Regions from separate parts of the Homo sapiens genome. Here region 2 is linked to region 1. Evidence: chromatin contacts called from ENCODE Hi-C or POLR2A ChIA-PET data. All regions are on one chromosome and are shown on one strand. The core of a region is the stretch at or near the end of the contact, and the rest is flanking DNA. Distances in the headings are between cores, read along the strand shown. Region 1 overlaps FAM222B (family with sequence similarity 222 member B). Region 2 has its middle 8.6 kb from the start of MIR4732.

Region 1 (7,109 bases), core at 2,079-4,578:
CCTGGGCTTAGGGTTAGGTTCTAACATAAAACCAAAAGTTGCTGGAGGGGAGGACGAGAGGACCCCTTCTGTCCCCACTTAGATCCCACCAAATTCCCTTTCTTAGACATCTAAGAATGATCACACTGGAGCAGTGAAACTTTGAAACTATCCAGTTACTTAAAAGACTAAACCTAGGAGGGTGATGTATGATGTGTTGCACGTGGAGGGCAGCAGGGCTACCTATCTATACCCTGGGTGCTGAATATGAAGACTTCGACTCTCTGTGGGATCGGGGGCTCGGTTGCCAGGGGCTCGGTGGGCCTTGCTCAGCATGGCCAGGCTCTGTTCTCGGAAGCAGGCCTGTTGGAAATCCCCACTTAGGTAATCCACTGTTTGCATCAAGCTGTTCTGGCTTGCCACTGGACCGCCCCCGGTCCCTGCTCGGTAGTGGGCCCCGGGAGCTGCCGCACAGTCGAGGGGTGCACCTGTGGGCTGCCCACCGTGGAACGGCATGGCAAGGTCCTGAGACCCCGAGCTGTCGCTATTGGGAGTGGGCAGAATGTTGTTCCACAGGGGTTGGAAGTAGTGACCATTGGGGTAGGCCAATGGGGCTGCCATGCCGTTGACTGGTGGGGATGGGGTCGGCTTTTCCAGGGGTGGCTTCAGATGGAAGGACTGCGCCAGGCAGAGTTCCTGCGGGTAGGCAGGGGCCTTGCCCACAAAGCCAGGCCCTGCCAACTCGCGTCCTGCCGCATGCTTGCCTGTCAGGCCAGGGGCTGGCGTCCCACTAGCCTCGCTGCACATCTGCTGTAGGTGGGCCAGCTGGTGCTGGTTCCAGGTGACTGGCTTGAGGTCGCTAGGGTAGCCAGTGGGGACGCGAGAGATGCCTGTGGGCAGGTTGACAGGACCTGCAGCAGGCAACGCGGCGGTGGCCGCGTGGGTGTGCTCCATGGGATTGACCACACATGAAGGCATTGGTGTGGGGACGCTGTGGGTCGACACCCGGGTGCTTGCATTGATGAGCAGACTGCGACTAATGGGGCTGGGGTTGGCGATCTGGCCCTCACACACTGAGGTAGTGCTGATGCCTGCCCTCGTCTGGCAAAACTGGTTGATCTGGTGCACGATGCTACTCAGGTCCGGAGGCTGGCTGTGCTGCAGAGTGGCCGCCATTGAAAGGGGGATAGTTGAGGTAGACACGGTCACATTCGGGGGGGCATCTGAGTCTGGCATCTTCCGGCCTCCATGCAGCAAGGGATTGTGGGGGTGCTGGAGACCCTGGTGAGCCAGGGCCTGAGGGTGGACCAAGCCCTGGGTTTGGGCCATGGGCTGAGGGTGGCCCAGGCCCTGAGGCTGCTGGAGGCTCTGAGGGTGGGACAGTGCCTGGGGTGGCGGGATACCCTGAGGGTGCTGCAGCGTCTGGGGAGGGGCATGGGCCAGGGTCTGTGCATGCTGCAGGGCCTGCTGGCGGGCCAGAGCCTGGGCCTGGGGGTGGGCTAAAGTGCTGGGTGCCACAGTAGCATAGGGTGCCACTGGGGGGTTCATGATGGCCTCAGGGAGCAACCGGGCTCGGGTGCCGTCAAAGTCCTTGAGTATGCTTTTGGCTGGCACTTTGACAATGGCAAGCAGGCCTGCCTTGGTGGCAGCCTGTGTCGGGTAGGGGCTGTAGCGCTGGGCTGATGTGTCGAGGCCGTTCACAGTACGACGAACGTGTTTCCGCTGGGGAACCTTCACACTGTTGGGGAAGATTTTTATAGTCAGTGGGTTGTTTGCGACCTTCTTAGCATACGCATCCAATTCGGCTGGGGTAGGATAGTGAGCAGTTCTCATTTTCTGTGTAGTGTCCCCTAGAGAGAGAGAATGGGAAGGAGAGCAAAGAGGGAGAGGGAGCTCATCAGTGCCAAGGCAAACAGCCCTTCCAGATTCCCCTTTTGAGGGCCTGGGGTGGGGTGGGGAAATGACTAGATTGTCATCTGTAGCCTTCATTCGAGACCCAGCTTCAGTCTTCACATTAACAAGCACTGCTAATGTTCAGTAAGTGCTTATAGTGGGCCAGGCCTTCTGCCAGATGACAGGCCATCTCAATGAATCCTCACTATTGCTGTAGAAGCAGGCACTATCATCATTTACATTTTATAAATGAGGTAAGTAGAGATCAGAACAGCAAAGCATCTTTCAAAGTCTCATATCTTGCAGAACCAGAATTTGGCCAATTCTCAGAGAGGTAACCGAGAGTTCTCCCCCTACACAGAAATTCAGGGTCGCTGGGCACGGTGGCTCACACTTGTAAATCCCAGCATTTTGGGAGGCCAAGGTGGGTGGATCATCTGAGGTCAGGAGTTCAAGACCAGCCTGGGCAACATGGCGAAACCCCGTCTCTACTAAAAATACAAAAAGTTAGCCAGGCGTGATGGCAAGCACCTGTAATCCCAGCTACTTGGGAGGCTGAGGCAGGAGGATTAATTGCTTGAACCCAGGAGGCGGAGGTTGCAGTGAGCCGACATCGCACCACTGCACTCCAACCTGGGCGACAGAGCAAGACTCTGTCTCAGAAAAAGAAAAAAAAAAAAGAGAGAAATGCAGGGTCTGGAACTCTACCAGCCCATGTGGCTTGGGGGTAGGTTCTAAGCAAAGCTCCTTGTCAGGGCCATGGTGGCCCTTCAGTCTAGAGGGTACCCAGAGCTACGACTCTTCAGTCTGCAGGGACCAATGAGGGATCAGCTTTCCCTTGCATCTTGGCAGCTGGGGGGCTTTGCCCACTGGGTGGGCACCCTGAACAGTAGACAGAATGCTTCCTTTCAGGAGCAGAGGAATAAGCTGCCAACATCTCTCCCCTTCCCCATGTCACAAGTTCACTTTTGTTTACAGTTTACTCTATGCCCGACTGGATGAGGATCAAAGGCTTTATTTATTTGCTTGAGAAGGAAGATAATAATGACAGGGCAGCAGGGAGGGAATTGAGAAGAAAGGATTCAGAGCATCTTTCAGTCCTTTCAGTCCTGAGAGCCAAAAATAGTCTGTATTTGGTCCATGTCAGCTGTCATTTTCCAAAAAGAAAGAGGAAAAACCTGCCTGCCTTTGGAGACTGCGGAAATGCCCACTCGGTGTGCCTCATTAATGTTAACAGTCTCTTTGTTCCCATCTCCTGTTGCCTCCCATCAGGGGGCTCAGCGGATGTCCGGCTTCCAGTCAAAAAGGAAAAGGTTCTGAGAACAAGGGCTCTTTAAGGATGCCAACCTCCTGCAAGGGGGCTCTGCTCTACTCTCTCGTCTCTGAGGGAGGGTCTCCCCTGAGTATACACAAAAGGTGCCTAATAAATGCTTGCTGAATGAGTACACAGACTGCCCAAAGCAGAAGTGGCTTGGCAGGAAGCCCAGGCTCAGCTAGCCGACTCTCTCCTTACTTCCTCCTCTTGCAAAAGGCAGGAGGATAGGCCAACGACTAATCTGACTGAATGCCCAGCTTGTGGCCTCAGGTGGCCTTGGCCCAAAGGAGACTCTATTCAAAGTCACATCACTGGGCATCACCTAGAACAAAGGTAGGCTAATGAGCATATTAGAAGGAAAATGGGTACAGCTCTCTTTGTTTGGTGATAATGCTGGTTAGCAACTCCTGCTCTGGGAAGCAGGAAAAGAAAGCTCAAGTCAGGAGGGGCAGAGAGATTTGGGCCCATGCTCACAAGCAGATCTGGGCAAAAAGAGCCAGGCATCCCCACCTCCCAAAACAGGTCTGTGCTTTCAAATACTGGCAAAAAAGTCTGGGATCACTGATTGAGAGCAAGTCCCTAAACTCAAGACATCAGAATTCCAACAGAAGCTGCCTTGGTCAACCACTGTACCTATGTGTCTTATTGGTCATAATCTCATATAATACTCCTAGCACAGTGCTTTAAACCTAGCCCACCTCCATGCTGGTGGGCTTCTCTCCTTGAAATCCAAGTAGAAGTCGTATAGTACCTTGATGAGTAGAAGAGTCCCTTTGTTCCAAGTTAGTACCAACTCTGAGGTTTTTTTTAGCAGAGGCAAGGGGGAAGCTTGACCTCATTCAGGAGTATGGAAGGGGACACTTATCCACATTGATTAGTTTTCTTTGTCCTGCCTCCACTGATGCTGAAATGGTGAAGAGGGCTGTCAAAGGATTCAGAAATAAAGTGAAATGAGGGTAGGGAGGGTGGCCACAAGGCTACAGTAGCTTTGTTAAGGAAGAACCCCAAAGATGAGTACAGTATATTGAACAAAAAAGGGGTATCATTCTGGGAATACAGCACCATCTACCTCACATACCAGACTTAAGCCTAACTCTTAAAAAAAGTTTTCTGCTGGGCGCAGTGGCTCATGCCTGTAATCCTGGCACTTTGGGAGGCCGAGGCGGGTGGATCATGAGGTCAGGAGTTCAAGACCAGCCTGCCCAGCATGGTGAAACCCTGTCTCTACTAAAAATACAAAAAATTAGCCTGGGATGGTGGAGCGCACTTGTAGTCCCAGCTACTTGGGAGGCTGAGGCAGGAGAATTGCTTGAACCCGGCAGGTGGAGGTTGCAGTGAGCAAAGATTGCACCACTGCACTCCAGCCTGGGTGACAGAGCGAGACTCCATCTCAAAAAAAAAAAAAAAAAAAAAAGTTTTCTCAGCTGGGCATGGTGGCTCACGCCTGTAATCCCAGCACTTTGGGAGGCCGAGGTGGGTGGATCACGAGGTCAGGAGTTCAAGACCAGCCTGGCCAAGATGGAGAAACCCCGTCTCTACTAAAAAAATACAAAAAATTAGCCGGGCATGGTGGCAGGTGCCTGTAATCCCAGCTACTCGGGAGGCTGAGGCAAAGAATTGCTTAAACCCGGGAGGCAGGGTTGCAGTGAGCCAAGATCGCACCACTGCACTCCAACCTGGGTGACAGAGTAAGACTCCGTCTCAAAAAAAAAAAAAAAAGTTTTCTCAACACTTATCACAGCCCCCACACAGGCACCCTGACTACTTATTTTCTTCTGTAATGTATTTCTGTAACTACACAGCCAACACAGATACCACAGCTTTGTAAGCGACTTACTTAAATAGCTTATACCAATAGTGTCATTAATAGAGACATAGACAATGTAGGGAATAGGAAATCTGTAGTTTGTAAAGGGTTAGAGAAACCTGTATTCAAGTACTAGCTTCATCATTTGCCCATACTGAGAGCCTGTCATTCCTCAATTATCAACAGGGATGAATTCTGCTCTCCTACTTCACAGAATTACTAAGATCGAGAGTCAATGAACATTTTCACTAAATGAGCATTTTCATTGAAAATGAAACAATGATGGTCAATAGTTACCATTCAAGGATAGCAGATGTGGCTGAGTCTGACCACAGACAACACAAAGAAAACTGACTAAGGAAGCCCCAACTGCAGGACAACCTGGCCTTCAGCCTGAGAGTTAAATGTAACAGAAAGCACTGCTGTCTATTCCAGGATGGACTGGAGGCAATTTTCTGCCTGAAATTCAGTCCTCCCAATGGAGACCTCTCTGTTCATCCTTCTGTTTTGAAGGTCAGAGGGCACAGGTGGCATAGGCAACAGGAACCTCTATCTGTAGGCAGAGAGGCACAGGCAATGTGTTCAAACACAGATTTCAGAGTCTGAGCTGAGTATGGGCCAGTCACAGGACTGTCATGTGGCACTGGCAAGTGACAAACCCTCTCTCTATACCTTATCCTTCTGACAAAGGCAAGAGAGTCTTCCATATGGAATTTTTGAGGAATGGGTGACAACATATGTGAAAATATTCAATATAGTGCCTGGCACATGGTAGCAACTTGACAAATGTTAGCTATTATTTCTATGACTTTATCCAGTCATTGGGTCAATCTGCCATTTCCAGACCCCTCCACTAGGGGGCAGATATGCACATAAAGAAGCAGTAAAAGAAGGTAATTTTGGCATTTGTCCCCAGAGCCCCAGTGTTCTGCCATGGAAGGAAATCAAAGTTGTTATCTGAAGATGGTTTAAGGACCAAGGACCTTTTATCAGCTATTCAAACAGTAAATATTTACAGAGCCACTACTATATTGTGATCCTGAGAAGGGGAAATACAGAGCAGAGGTTTAGGATTAAGAAAGAAAAAATTTCCAGTGGCGCATGCCTGTAATCTGAGCTACTCGAGAGACTAAGGCAGGAGCACTGCTTAAACCCGGGAGATGGAGGTTGCAGTGAACCGAGATTGCGCCACTGCACTCCAGTCTGGGTGACAGAGGGAGACTCCATCTCAAAAAAAAAAAAAAAAAAAAAAAGGGCCGGGCATGGTGGCTCATGCCTGTAATCCCACTACTCAGGAGACTGAGGCGGGAGAATCACTTGAACTTGGGAGGCGGAGGTTGCAGTGAGCCGAGATCGTGCCACTGCACTCCAGCCTGGGTGACAAGAGCAAAAGTCCTCCTCAAAATAATAAAATAAAATAAAGTGGGCTGGGTGTGGTGGCTCACACCTGTAATCCCAGCACTTTGAGAGGCCGAGGCAGGCGGATCACCTGAAGTCGGGAGTTCGAGACCAGCCTGACCAACATGAAGAAACCCTGTCTCTACTGAAAATACAAAATTAGCTGGGCGTGGTGGTGCATGCCTGTAATCTCAGCTACTCAAGAGGCTGAGGTAGAGAATCGCTTGAACCCAGAAGGCGGAGGTTGCGTTGAGCCGAGATCACGCCATTGCACTCCAGCCTAGCAACAAGAGCAAAACTCTATCTAAAAAAAATAATTAAAAAAAAAATAAAAATAATAAAAGTGAACACCAAGATAAAGCTGCCAATTTGCCCGTCCTCCAAATGGCTTTTCCCTTGATATCACATCTTTGGGTAAAGCTGTCAGAGTGTGTTAAGGAACCCAGAACAAAGGAAGCTTCTCTTTGTCATCTTACTGCATGCCTCTAAGTACGTTCCCTCTCCAGTTGTGTCCCCAGAAGCCCAGAAATAGGCACGATGCAGTTAGGATGCTGATTTGGATGACCAGAGAGTATAACATAACACCTTCATCACCCAATCATCACTTATTAAGATAAAGGATGGGTTGAGAAAGCTATAGCAGAGCTTGCCTTATTGTGTCAGGCAACTGTAGAAGGAGGACTACCACCTTCAGCTGTTATTACATAGAGCTGGATT
Region 2 (7,109 bases), core at 3,357-5,856, 110 kb after region 1:
GGAGACTGAGGCTGCAGTGAACTATGATTGCAGCAGCACTGAACTCCAGCATGGGAGGCTGGCTGAGTGAGACCCTGTTTCTAAAAAATAAATAATAAATTCAGCGGGTAGAATTACTCTTATTTTCCTCTTGGTTGCTTTACTATGTCTCATGACATTAGCAATTTTATACAAGGATAAAAGGAGGCCAAATAATATGGTTATTCAAACAGTTATTCAGTGTTTTCTCATTCAATGTCTCATAGCACAGACAGTAGCAAAACTCATTCAGGAACAAAGGACTTTGAGAAATTTTGAGAAGCTGGAAAACTGGTTTTTCGTTTTGTTTTGTTTTGTTTGTTTTTTGAGACTGAGTCTCGCTCTGTTGCCAGGCTGGAGTGCAGTGGCACAATCTCAGCTCACTGCAACCTCTGCCTCCCGGGTTCAAGGGATTCTCTGGCCTCAGCCTCCCGAGTAGCTGGGACTACAGGCGCCCACCACCATGCCCAGCTAATTTTTGTATTTTTAGTAGAGACGGGGTTTCACCATGTTGGTCAGGATGGTCTTGAACCCCCTACCTCAGGTGATCCGCCTGCCCGGCCACTGTTTTTTTTTTTTGTTTTTTTTTTCTTTTAAAAATGATAGGGTCTCATTCTATTGCCCAGGCTGGAGTGCAGTGGTGCGGTGTTGTGGTCATAACTCACTTCTGCGCTCAAGGGATCCCCCTACCTCAGCCTCTCAAGAGTAACTGAGTAAGCATTCCTCCCGCATCAGCCTTCCAAAGTGCTGAGATTACAGATGTGAGCCACTGCGCCCAGCCTGGAAAACCATTCTAATCCTTACCCTCCATGAGGTCAATGGGGCTTGAGATTTAGGAGTTTGTCAGAGAGGCCTGCTCCACTTCATCCTGACTGGTCTGTGAAGCTTCTCTTCACTCTCCCTGACACTTCCCTCTCGAGGTCCAGGCTTGGGACCTGCTCTTACTGTTGTCCTCATCACAGTGTGGCAAATTCCCTTGTTTGTCCCCAACCATTCCATGAATGGGCACCTTGTCTGAACCATCTCCCTGGCCCAGCACCCGGGATTTATCCTGGGAGGTGTTCAGAGAACGCCTTACATGGAACAGATGCTCAAGCATATGTTCCCTTATACTCTTTATGCCGTTCAGCCCCATGAGGAAGTGTGCATGTTGAGCACTGTACCCAGATGCCCCTGGAGCCCTTCCAGGGAGTGGGGTCCTAGGAATGGCTTTCCTGGGGGCTTTGCCGATGTCCATCCATCTCCAAAAGACACCTGCATGCCATTTTCACGATAGAGAAACTAAGGTTCAGGGAGGAAGTGCTTGGCCCGAGTCTTATAGTGAGCAGAACTACAGCCCTGTTCTCCAGACCCCACACCCTGGCTCTATGCACAAACCCGCTAGGAATAGGGTAGATTTTGTGTCTTTGTGAGGCCTTTTTGAGTTTCAATGGAATCAAACCTAAGTTCTGCCAGTTACCAGTAATGTGATTCTGAGCCTCCTTATCTATTATAGGGATGAGAATAATACCTGCCTCACAAGATCCTTCAGAAGATTCAGTAAAATCTAGCTGGGCACGGTGGCTCACACTTGTAATCTTAGTACTTTGGGAGGCCAAGGTGGGTGGATCACTTGAAGTTAGGAGTTGGAGACCAGCCTGTTCAACGTGGCAAAACCCTGCCTCTACTAAAAATACAAAAAAAGGTCGCTGGGTGTGCTGGCAGGCACCTGTAATCCCAGCTACTCAAGAGGCTGAGGCAGGAGAATCACTTGAACCTGGGAGGCGGAGGCTGCATTGAGCTGAGATTGCGTCGCTGTACTCCAGCCAGGGCGACAGAGTGAAACTCCATCTCAAAACAACAGCAAACAAACAAACAAGATTCAGTGAAATCGTGTAAGAAAGCCCCTGAATGATGCAAGGATTCCTTCTGTGTTTCTACTTATGCAGGCAGACTCCACTCATCTATCGGACCTCTTTTTTTTTTTTTTTTCCAGAGACTGGAGTGCAGTGGTACAATCACAGCACGTTGCAACCTTGAATTCCTGGACTCAAGGAATCCTCCTGCCTCAGTCCCCCAAGTAGCTGGGACTGCAGGCCCATACCACCACACCCAGGAAAAAATTTGTTTTCTCGCTCTGTCGCCCAGGCTGAAATGCAGTGGCACAGTCTTGGCTTAATGCAGCCTCTGCCTCTGGGTTCAAGAGATTCTCCTGCCTCAGCTCCCGAGTAGCTGGGATTACAGGCATGCACCACTCCTGGCTAATTATTTTTTGTATTTTTAGTAGAAACGGGGTTTCACCATGTTGGCCAGGCTGGTCTCAAATTTCTGACCTCCAGTGATCTGCCTACCTTGGCCTCCCAAAGTACTGGGATTACAGGCATGAGCCTGTACGTGAGCACCCGGCTCCACGTATTTTTTTTTTTTTTTTTTTGAGAGGGTGTCTTGCTCTGTTCCACAGGCTGGAGTGCAGTGGTGCAATCTCGGCTCACTGCAACCTCCATCTTCCGGGTTCAAGCAATTCTCTGTCTCAGCCTCCTGAGCAGCTGGGATTACAGGTGTCCGCCACCACGCCTGGCTAATTTTTGTATTTTTAGTAGAGATGGGGTTTCACCATCTTGTCCAGGCTGGTCTTGAACTCCAGACCTCGTGATACACCCGCCTTGGCCTCCCAAAGTGCTGGGATTACAGGCATGAGCCACCACGCCTGGCCTGGCTCCAGGTACAGGTAATATATATATATATTTTAAGACCGAGTCTCGCTCTGTAGCCAGGCTGGAGTGCAGTGGCGTGATTTGGGCTCACTGCAACCTCTGTGTCCTGGGTTCAAGCTATTCTCCTGCCTCAGCCTCCCAAGTAGCTGTAACTATAGGCGTGTGCCACCACACCCAGCTAATTTTTGTATTTGTATTTATTATTTTTTTTTGAGACGGAGTTTCGCTCTTGTCACCCAGGCTGGAGTGCAGTGGCACGATCTTGGCTCACCACAACCTCCTCCTCCCATGTCCAAGTGATTCTCCTGCCTCAGCCTCCAGAGTAGCTGGGATTATCCGCACGTGCCACCACGCCCAGCTAATTTTGTATTTTTAGTACAGTCGGGGTTTCTCCATGTTGGTCAGGCTGGTCTTGAGCTCTCGACTTCAGGTGATCCACCCACCTCGGCCTCCCAAAGTGCTGGGATTACAGGCGTGAGCCACTGTTCCCGGCCCTAATTTTTGTGTTTTTAGTAGAGATGGGGTTTTACCATGTTGGGCAGGATGATCTCTATCTCTTGACCTCATGATCTGCCCACTTCGGCCTCCCAAAGTGCTGGGATTACGGGCGTCAGCCACCGCGCCCGGCTCCAGGTAATTTTAAAACAAAATTTTTGTAGAAGCCTGGTGTGGTGGTTCATGCCTATAATCCCAGCTCTTTGGGAGGCTGAGGCGAGTGGATTGCTTGAGGCCAGGAGTTGGAGACCAGCCTAGGCAACATGACAAAATCCATCTCTACATAAAATACAAAAATTAGCCTGGTGTGGTGGCATGTACCTGTAGTTCCAGCTACTCAGAAGGCTAAGGTGGGAGGATCGCTTGAGCCTGGGAGGTTGAAGCTGCAGTGAGCCGTGATCGCACCACTGCACTTCAGCCTGGGTGACAGAGTGAGACCCTGTCTTAAAAAAATTTTTTTAGGGCCAGGCGCAGTGGCTCAGGCCTGTAATCCCAGTACTTTGGGAGGCCAAGGTGGGTGGATCACGAGGTCAGCAGTTCGAGACTATCCTGACCAATGCGGTGAAACCCCGTCTCTACTAAAAATACAAAAAAATTAGCTGGGCATGGTGGTGGGCACCTGTAATCCCAGCTACTTGGGAGGCTGAGGCAGGAGAATCTCTTCAAACCAGAAGGTGGAGGTTGCAGTGAGCCAAGGCTGGACCACTGCACTCTAGCCTGGGCAACGAGAGCAAAACTCCATCTCAGAAAAAAAAATTTTTTTTTTTAAATAGAGATAGAGGCCAGGCACAGTGGCATACGCCTATAATCCTAGCACTTTGGGAGGCCGAAGCAGGCAAATCACTTGAGGTCAGGAGTTCAAGACCAGCTTGGCCAACGTGGTGAAACCGTGTCTCTACCAAAAATAGAAAAATTAGCTGGGCATGGTGGCAGGCGCCTGTAATCTCAGCTACTCGGGAGGCTGAGACAGGAGAATTGCTGGAACCTGGGAGGCGGAGGTTGCAGTGAGCCGAGATCACGCCACTGCACTCCAACCCAGGCTGACAACAGTGACCAAAAAAAAAAAATAGAGATGGGGGTTCTCACTGTGCAACCCAGCCTGATCTCAAACTCCTGGCCTCAAGCAAACCTCCCACCTCAGCCCTTAAAAGTTCTGGGATTACAGGCATGAGCCACCATGCCTAGTCATCTAATCCCTTGTTTAGCCTCTTCCACACACTGCTCTTGGGCAGCTGCAATCCAGCAACAATCCCCTCTCCTTTCTCTGACCTCCTGCAGTTTATGAGCCAAGCCTTCTCATGAAGCTCACTTGTCCTGAAATCACAGGCCCATGTTTGGCTTGAACCAGAGCTTTCGCCTTCACAGTTCAGGGGTTGTACATTAGGGTTCTTGCTTCCTGTCTAGGAGTACTGAGAGCTAGCAGGAAATAAGCACAGCTTCTGACTGACTTGTCAGAGTCCGGGCTCCACCACACTACCGCTGAGTGATTCTGGCCCCTGCACCTGATCTTAGAGTCTTGGCTTCCTCAACAGTAAAATGGGGTTCAGGCCAGGTTCAGTGGCTCATGCCTGTAATCCCAGCAGTTTGAAGGCCGTGGTGGGCGGATCCCTTGAGGTCAGGAGTTTGAGACCAGCCTGGACGACATGGCGAAACCCTGTCTCTACTAAAAATACAAAAATTAGCCACGCGTGGTGGTAGGCGCCTGTAATCCCAGCTACTCGAGAGGCTGAGGGAGGAGAATCTCTTGAACCTAGGAGGCAGAAGTTGCAGTGAGCCGAGATAGTGCCATTACACTCCAGGCTGGGTGACAGAGTGAGACTCTGTTTCAAAAAAAAAAAAAAAAAAGGCCGAGCGCGGTGGTTCACACCTATAATCCCAGCACTTTGGGAGCTTGAGGCGGGCAGATCACGAGGTCAGGAGTTCGAGACCAGCCTGACCAACATGGTGAAACTCCATCTCTACTAAAAATACAAAAATTAGCTGGGCTTGTTGGCACAGGCCTGTAATCCCAGCTACTGAGGAGGCTGAGGCAGGAGAATTGCTTGAAACCGGGGAGGCGGAGGTTGCAGTGAGCCGAGATCGTGCCACTGCACTCCAGCCTGGGCGACAGAGCAAGATTCTGTCTCAAAAAAAAGGGGTTCAAATGCTTTCTTTTCCATGCTGGTGAAGATGAAATGAGACAGTGAAGGTGGATAGTTCTAACCTAGAGCCTGGCACATGAACAACAGGAGCTCAACAGATGCCAAGCTCCTTCCTTCCTGGCTTTGCAGTGGGCTTTCCCTGTTTACTCTCTCCAACGGGGCATACACCTGTGGGCGCTCGTGCTCACTCATACCCGTGCACGTACACGTGATAGTGTCCCCCTTGCACCCCTGTTGAGACACATACTGAGTCAGAAATGGAAATTTTCCTCTCAACACCTCCCTAACTCTATTCATCAGCTTCCAGTTCCTATTCTCTGGGTCAGTGGGGACTCTCAAGTCCAGACTTGGGCCATGACCTTTCCAGTCTCCTGGTACAGTTCTTTCTTTTTTTTTTCTTTCTTTTTTTTTTTTTTTTGAGACGGAGTCTGGCTTTGTCCCCCAGGCTGGAGTGTAGTGGTGTGATCTCGGCTCACTGCAAGCTCCACTTCCCAGGTTCACACCATTCTCCTGCCTCAGCCTCCCGAGTAGCTGGAACTACAGGTGCCCGACACCACGCCCGGCTAATTTTTGTATTTTTAGTAGAGATGGGGTTTCACCGTGTTAGCCAGGATGGTCTTGATCTCCTGACCTCGTGATCCGCCTGCCTCGGCCTCCCAAAGTGCTGGGATTACAGGCGTGAGCCACTGCGCCCAGCCAGGTACAGTTCTAAAGGTGGCTGTTGAGTGGAGCCTGAGTGTCCCTACTGCCTCAAATCCTTCCCGCCATCAGCCAGGCCTTTACATTCCTCCCTCCCTGCCAGGACAACCTGTTTGCTTCACAGCTGCTGTGGAAAAGATAGGCAGCCTGGATTATCAAGACAGACAAGGCTCCTTGCTGACAGTTCCCACCCACCCAGAGGCAAGCGTTCCTGAGCCCTTAACCCCCTCTGTGCTGGGCCTTCAGGCCTAGGGACTGGGCACAGCAGGGAAGATGGGCAGGCCTGGTACCCTCTATATCGAATTCCTAAGGCTGGTGGGGTCATGAGCACAACAGGGTAGGAAACAGCATCACCTGCACACTCCAGGTGCCCATTCTATATACTAAGCCCTTTCCTTCCTGGGTTCATGGAAGTTCATGGTAAACAGGGCCTTAGCAGGCCTCTGAAGGCTCAGGCAGAATGCTCTATACTCTCCACTCTCTCTTCCTGAGGCTGGTTCCAGGCTCTGGGGACAGAGGCCTGGCTTTCTCCATTCCAGGGGTCCACTGGCATTAGTACAGGTGCTGAGGCATCCCCTCCTCACTCCCTACCCCCACATCATTGCCCCTTCCTCCTCTCCAGCACCCTTCAGATCTCTTTCAGCAAGGCCCCTCTCATCTTCTTGCTGAAGTCAGTGTCCCTGACACTAAGGCCAACCTGGACCATCTCCTAGTTGGGTCTCATTGCAGCCACTCAGGCCTCCTTTTCCTGAAGGTCAACAGGAAGCAGTGAAAAGACCAGTAGTGGGCCAGGCATGGTGGCTCATGCCTGTAATCCCAGCACTTTGGGAGGCTGAGGCAGGTGGATTGCTTGAGCCTCAGGAGTTCGAGACCAGCCTGGGCAACATGGTGAAACCCCATCTCTACTAAAAATACAAAAATTAGCCAGGCGGTGGTATGCAATTGTAGTCTCAGCTACTTGGGAGGCTGAGGCAGAAGAATCGCTTGAACCTGGGAGGTGGAGGTTGCAGTGAGCCGAGATAGTGCCACTGCACTCCAGCCCAGCAGAGCGGGACTCCATCTC

Evidence for each region. A loop is a pair of places that touch in the nucleus more often than their neighbours do. ChIA-PET counts read pairs that join two places held with the same protein, here RNA polymerase II (POLR2A). Pooled maps may share reads with other maps.
Region 2: a loop to region 1 is called in a map of endothelial cell of hepatic sinusoid, with 5 times the contacts of the local background. The contact joins two enhancer-like sites. A Hi-C loop is called at or near these places in 18 of 168 maps with a recorded cell type or tissue (Caco-2, Calu3, G401 and 13 more), 19 of 37 single-sample maps with no recorded cell type and 14 of 50 pooled maps. POLR2A ChIA-PET finds 5 or more read pairs at or near these places in 21 of 52 experiments (AG04450, GM10248, H1 and 15 more).

What each region holds. Positions count from the first base shown.
Region 1 is chr17:28,758,048-28,765,156 of GRCh38, forward strand. FAM222B (family with sequence similarity 222 member B) reads right to left here. Exons shown (of 3, transcript NM_001077498.3): 3 at 1-1,829. The coding sequence ends at 223. Among named protein-coding and RNA genes, the nearest start is that of TRAF4, 18 kb to the left of the region's middle. RefSeq lists enhancers at 2,635-3,232, 3,233-3,829. Within about 2 kb of position 3,329, at least 17 of the 41 ENCODE cell types and tissues checked have a DNase peak (open chromatin) inside an H3K27ac peak, as active enhancers do.
Region 2 is chr17:28,866,730-28,873,838 of GRCh38, forward strand. No RefSeq gene overlaps it. Among named protein-coding and RNA genes, the nearest start is that of MIR4732, 8.6 kb to the left of the region's middle. RefSeq lists an enhancer at 4,838-4,907. Within about 2 kb of position 4,607, at least 7 of the 41 ENCODE cell types and tissues checked have a DNase peak (open chromatin) inside an H3K27ac peak, as active enhancers do.